2 separate regions of the Mus musculus genome follow, and region 2 is linked to region 1. A link is a contact called in ENCODE Hi-C or POLR2A ChIA-PET data. All regions are on one chromosome and are shown on one strand. Each heading gives the region's core, a stretch centred on a gene start or an enhancer-like site at or near the end of the contact. The rest is flanking DNA. Distances are from core to core; before and after follow the strand shown.

Region 1 (3,329 bases), core at 758-3,257:
CTAAGTACAATAATCAAATGTCTGTAACAATACTTGGCCTGCTAACTTTTTATGCTGATCATTTCCTTCTCATAAATTTTGATTCCCTGTAGAGGAAATCTTTTCGTACTGTCCAGAAACATCACCTGTCAGTAAAAAAGCCTATGGCCAATGAACTGAGGCAGGATTAGAAGATGGGACATCCGGCAAAGGGAAATGGAATTCTGGGAAATAGTTAGACAAGGGAGATATACCCAAATGCTGAAGGAGATAGTTGCATAACACTGAAGATAGGTAACCAATTATGTAGCGGGACTTAGAATAAAAAAGCTGGGTAATTAAGTTATGAGCTAGAGAATAACCCGAAGCATTAAGTCATTATCTTGGGGAGCTTGTGTGCAGGTGGAAAAGCCTGATGCTACATTTCCCGGTATTTGACATTGCAACAATGCTTTTGAGTTTTAGGTAGAATTAAGACAAAATTCATCATAATGGGAAATGGTAATTTAATAATTGTGGTTAGCGGGGGTGGGGGTGGGTGGGGTGTGTGTGTGTGTGTGTGCTGTAGAGATGGCTCAGTGGTTAAGAGTACTGACATCTCTTTCAAAGGTCCTGAGTTCAATTCCAAGCAACCACATGGTGGCTCACAATCATCTATATTGGTATCTGATGCCCTCTTCTGGCATGCAGACATATATGCAGGTAGAGCACCCATACATTAAAAAATTTAAACAAACAAACAAAATAATTGTGGTTAATTGTGGTGTGAGCTATTACATTTTCTCAGGATAAAAGACCATCTAAGGGATGTAGGACAGGCCCAGTGTGGTGGTAAAAAGGGTGCTGGATCCGTGGAGATGGAATTACAGACAGTTGTGAGCTGCCATCCAGATTCTGGGAATGGAATCCAGGGAGCCATCCCTCCAGCACACCCCCTACCCCATCCTGTTTTTTTTTCTTTTTTCTTTTTAAGCACAGCAAGTGCCTACTGTCTTGGGCCTCTCTGCTCCTTGTAAATCGTCCAACCCTGTGTGAAACCCTCAGCCTGGTCTCTGCTGCTCTTCAGGGGTTTCTTCCTGCCCTTCAGGGTACTTGGGACTGCTTTTAATTTCTGTGGTTTATTCTATCTCCCCTACACTTACTATGCAAGGTGCAGGCTTGTGGGTGCCTCCCCTCTCTGTTCATTGTGTCTCTTAAGACCTAGAACAGTGCCTCACATACACTACCTGCTTTAAATTTAAATTTAAAATGAAAGTTAAATAAATGGATGAGCGAGTGAATGGCTGCTGGAATTGGCTTCCAAAGGCAACAGAACCCACCCAAGTTCTGTTTTGAATATTTAGTTGCTACTTTATTGCCCTTTTAACCACCAGAGCAGTTGTTTGCTCTGTTCATCTCTGCACTTGAAGTGTACAGTAGCTCTTGGTCTATAGTAAGGGTGTAGTAAAAATTATTTGCCTCCCTCTTTAAAAAAAGGTTGATAACTGGATTCTGTAAAATTCTTCAAATTCAGAGGTGAGAAAGCTTGCTGTTATCAAGAATTGGCAAGCAACTGGGTAAGTGCTGGGGAAACAGGTCAGGAACTGAAGAGCAGAACTCAGTGGCTTTGTATTTGAGATGAAAAGTTATAGAATGCAGGAGGGTAGAGAACAGGCGTTAAAGCAGCCATGTGTGGAGACCTATGCCAATAATCCCAATGCAAAGAGACCCAAGTTAGAGGCCAGGCTGGGCTTACAGAGCAAGATCATACCACTCGCATACAAAGCGCATTCCACAGAAACCAACAATGATAGGCAAGGAAGGATGGATACAAAGTGAAAGAGAGACAGAAAATTTCATATGATAGGCAAGGAAGGATGGATACAAAGTAAAAGAGAGACAGAAAATTTCATACAGGGTGAGTAACTTCATGCAGTGGATACTAAATGAGGGTGAGGTCCACCTGCTATGCTCCCTGGGCACTAGTGAACTTCATTTCCCATCATGCATCGCGTCGCGGAGGTGGCGTTTTTGGACCACAACTCCCGGCATGCCGCCTATCCCAGCGGCGCGGCCCGAAGCTGGTTTGACGGGCGGAGCGGCGGCGGAGGATGGAGGCGGTGGTGTTCCTCTTCTCGCTCCTCGACTGTTGCGCGCTCATCTTCCTCTCCGTCTACTTCGTATCCTTGGTTGAAGCGGGCCGCGGCCGCCGCTCGTTCCCAGGGCTACCGCCGGGGCAATGGGCAGAGGGTGGGCCCGGCGGGCGCTGGCAGGTTGGGGTGAGGGGGCGGCGGCGCGGGCCCGGGTCGCGAGCGGAGGAGCCTCGCTGCGCCTCGGGCGGGCCTGAGCCAGCTCCCCCTGCCTCCTCTTCGCCTGCCTGGGCCGCCGGGGGTCCCCGAGAGAGCGAAGCCGTTCAGGGGCATAGCCGGCCGGCCTGAGGCTTTGCCGCCTTCTCTAGTCCCCGGCAGCACCCTTGCCCCTTTGTCCTTGTGGGTGTCTGCCCTTCTGGAGACTCCCCACACCCAGGAGATGACTCATTCCAAGAACTGGCGGTGTGCTTCCTTCACGTGCAGTTCTTTAGGGTTTTTGAAAGAAGCATCCACAAAGTGTTTCTGGTTGCCTTCCGCAGTGGACTATCTGTAAACTCAGTAACTATACCTGTGGCTTAATCCCCAGTTTCTAAACTTTATATATATATATATAAAATCCGTGTTAACATTCAGTATTTTCTATAGTTGTTTCTGTTACAGGTTTCAAACAGTATTTTCCAGACCAGTACATGGTGTTCTTCAGCCTAGCACTGTAGTAGTTGTGTGATGTGACTTCAGTACTCTCAGTCCTTGGGGGATGATAGTCTTTGTTACAGCACGCTGCTGTAATGCAGTAGTGTAATGCACAGACCACTTTTAAGTAATTAGATATGACTAGTAAAGTGCTCCAGGACCTGTGGCTGTTGCCCCTTTCCCTATGAAATCACGTCCTCTTTTCTGATCGAATTGAACTTTTTGTTTGTGCAGCCCTGGAATGGCTGCACAGAATATATTTCCCGCTTTTATGATGAACTGACAGTTTGTCTTAATAGGAAGAAACAAACTTTGGAACTATGAACCTTGCCCAGTACTGTATCTTACCTGCTTCGATTTTCTTTAGGATTGTAGATATGTATTTCCTAAATATACACAGTGAGAATTTGTGTCAAACACCCAGTGGCTGCCCAATTGAAATTATCTAGCAGCAGTTCTTACTTTGATGATTTCTCATGCAAAGAGCCCTGTGTTTTATTAGCTTTGAGGAACTGAATAAAAGGGCAAGATCTCTTACCTAAGTTCCAATGACCATTGTTTAGCTTATGATATAAGGGACCAGAGCTG
Region 2 (3,189 bases), core at 193-2,692, 110 kb after region 1:
CCCCTTGAGAGGCCCACACACCTGTGGATCTGTGTGCATTATCTGACCCGAGCCCCTCTTTTTCTTCAAGCTGGCATGCCTTCTTAATAAACCCCAACTGTGTGTCTTATTGGCTCGCCCTAAAATCTCTCTCTGCAGTGAAATCCACTCCCACTTCACTTGAGAGGCAGCTGAGGAGTTCGAGCTGCTTCAGGCAGCAGCGTGGAGGTGTGTCTCGGGCCAGCTGTCAGGGGCGCTCAGTAGCACCTGTGATGCGCTGGGCTCCATCTGTAATAGAGATGGGGGTGAGGAAGCTGTGTTCACTCCCCTTTCATATGGGCAGCAGGCTGCACTCTGGCATCGATGATAAATCGACAGGTGACTAACATGGATCTTAGCATGATTAAGTGACTTGCCCAAGGTCACATCATTAGCAGACAGTCACTTAGAAGCTTGAACGTAGCTCTACTGTAGCAAGTAATGCTTTAATGCAGAAGTCTTTCTTAGCTGGATGCTTTCTAGGACAGTCCTGCTACAGGAGGTTCCTTAGACAAAGGATTGGAAGGAGGTCGGGTAGGAGCATGGGCAAGTGTGAGTCTTCCTGGGGACAGGCAGGGTGAGCTGAGGTGTGCAGAGTTCTCTCTCGTTCTGGATGGTTGCCATCGAGGTTGTGAGCAAGGGACTTACTTCCCCGGGGGTGACCCGTTGTGAGCAGATTCCAAGCTAACTGCTAAGATGAGCCCAGACACAGGCTCTTGTCTTCCCCAGGACCTCAGAAGTTGGAGTCAAGCAATCATATTTGCTGGAAGAAATGGAAATTAGGGTCTTCCTCAAACTCTGCTGGAATACGCGGGTGGCATGAGATAGCAGCCGCAGTTGCTTGTGGGAACGAAGCTGGTCAGGAAGGGGTTTCTGATGGACACGGATAGGAGGCAATAGCGCCACCCTCCTTGTAAAAAGTCTTGATCGCCCAGCAGGCGCATGAGAGTTGTGAGCCTCAGCTAACTTCAGAAGCCTTCTAGCTCAGAGTAGAGACAAGCCATCCAGCTGGCCTAGGCTGCCAGCCTGCCAAAGAGGAGGTGGGGGGAGGGGACAGGGGTGAGACCCCGTGCTGTCCACCCAGAAGACAGCTGGCGGGCGGGCGGCAGGTGGGTGGAGGTTAGCGGGCCACCCCTCCCCCTGCCCTGCGGAAGCAGCCGAAGAAACTGTACCCTTTTATTGTCTTTGCCACTGGGTGTTTTCTGGAGTAATTTAAACACTGCCAAACACAAGCCTTCCATCCTTTCTCTAGCCATTGAAAGGAAGCGGCAGACTTAAAAATCATCTGAGTGGCGAGGACTGGGCCAGGAAGACGGGAAGGGTGGAGGGAAGGGTGAGACGGAGGTGAAAGTATGTGGTTTGGCGGGTGGGACCAGGCTCGGGTGATGGGCCGAGACCTGCGGCAAGCAAGGGAGGAGTGCCCAGGCTTTGCTGGGCGGCGACCTCAGCGGGCAGGAGGCTCTGGGGAGGGCGCGGGGCGGGGACAGGCGACCTGCCAGGGCCAGTCACCCCCCTCCCCCCCCTCTGTGGGAGGAGGGCAGGAAAGAGGGCGGCCTTTATTCTGTATTAAAATCCTCCTCTCTACCTAGGACACGGTGTACTAACCTTGCACGGTATTTGATCCTATGCAATCAGTCTGCACTTGCCAGGCAGAGTCTTGGGGCCTCATGCATCTGCCGCACAGTCAGGGCGTAGACCATTGAGCCTCCCCTTCCCCCTTGCTGGCTTTGGTCTTCCTCTTCTCTGCTTTCCCTTCCGTCTGACACCATCCCACCCTTCCATTTCCTTCCTCGGGTTTGGGCTCTAGAGGAGCAGAACCCGCCTCCCTTAATTCCAGGTTCTGGGTGAGGAGGTATCACCAGCCCTAGCCAGTACCATCCGGAGGGTTTCGAGCCTCGGGGCTCTACACGGGGTGGGTCTTCCCTAATCTGGTCTTCGCACAACCTGATTATTGTACAAGCGCTGTGTTTGGTAATCTGGAATATTTCTCCCCAAGGCTGTACGGGTGTGTACGGCAGCTGTGGAACTTAGATAGACAGACCCGGGCTTCGGGTGTGTCTACCCGCGGCCCTCCTGCAAATCCTCTGTGCTACTCACGTCTGGAAACCTGGTTTAACCATGAGCAGAGTGAACCTGCTAGAGTCCATACTCACTCGAGCCTCTCCACCTGCAAAGCGCTAACAGTAACTTGCTTGCTTCTTAGGTTGTTTGGGGACTGCGGTTTAAGCGAGTCCTTCCCGAATTAGATCTGGGCTCCAACCCCAATGTTGCCACATGACAACTGACCTTGGCCTCTGTTTTCCAGTACGGGAGGGACAGTAACAGAACCACCCTCACTGGGCCCGCGGTGAACTCAGCTCAGTGCAGGATTTTTAAGTTGCCTAACACAGGTTGCCTGTCATAGTGAAACAGGACATTTTTTTTTGTGCAAGTAATTTGTAAACTGTGGTGTGTTCTTTAGAAATGTAGGCGGTTACTCGAATGCCAACAGGGTGAAATTCTGGGTTCCTGCCCCACTTTCTAAGGGAAATTGATCCCCAACCTCGCCCTGGGCACCCTGGAAGTTCCCTTCCTCAGCACTTCTGGGACCTCTGGGTGGGAGAGGCTGGTCCTGTGCTCCCTGCTCTATTATCCACCCCTCCCCCTTCACTTCACATTCTTTTCTGGAACTCTCAGCAGCTCTGGTAGGCTTCAATCCTGGAATCCTGTCCCCAACCTCTCTCAAAACAGATCTCGGACCACCAAGTCCATCCTGCTTTTCCTAGAGAGCCCAACTCAATCCTTCCTAGAGCTGGGGGGTCGCCCTCGCATCCCATGTAAGTCTTCCTCCGAGCTCTCCTATGATAGAGCAGTAACTAGCCCTCTATGCTGAATCACACTGTTTGAGTTCAAAGTCTACTTGGAAGCTAGAAGGTACAGGCCTGTAATCCCAGCACTTGGGAAGCCCCGATGCAGGAGGCTCGTGAATGCTGGACAAAGTTATGTTACATACTGAGTTTCAGGCCAGTGTGAGCTACGTAGGGAGCCGCCATCTCAAAGCAAAACAAACAACGAAACTAAATACAAACCCAAGTCCACCTAGAGCTAGCTTTGAGATGCTTTTGTTTTGCCTTGCTGAGCCTCAGTTTAACCATCTGGAAGATGGGAAGCCAGCAGCAAATGTTTCACTGC

What was found. Hi-C counts contacts between places; a loop is a spot of excess contacts on that map. ChIA-PET counts read pairs that join two places held with the same protein, here RNA polymerase II (POLR2A).
Region 2: a map of T-helper 1 cell shows a loop between it and region 1 (2.5-fold over the local background). The contact joins the enhancer-like site here to the promoter of Cnih4 in region 1. A Hi-C loop is called at or near these places in 1 of 37 maps with a recorded cell type or tissue (T-helper 1 cell). POLR2A ChIA-PET finds 5 or more read pairs at or near these places in 2 of 5 experiments (both embryonic stem cell).

The regions. Positions count from the first base shown.
Region 1 is chr1:181,148,924-181,152,252 of GRCm38, forward strand. Cnih4 (cornichon family AMPA receptor auxiliary protein 4) reads left to right here and starts at 2,008. Exons shown (of 5, transcript NM_030131.3): 1 at 2,008-2,138. The coding sequence starts at 2,070.
Region 2 is chr1:181,255,433-181,258,621 of GRCm38, forward strand. No RefSeq gene overlaps it. Among named protein-coding and RNA genes, the nearest start is that of Gm39718, 30 kb to the right of the region's middle. Within about 2 kb of position 1,443, at least 3 of the 3 ENCODE cell types and tissues checked have a DNase peak (open chromatin) inside an H3K27ac peak, as active enhancers do.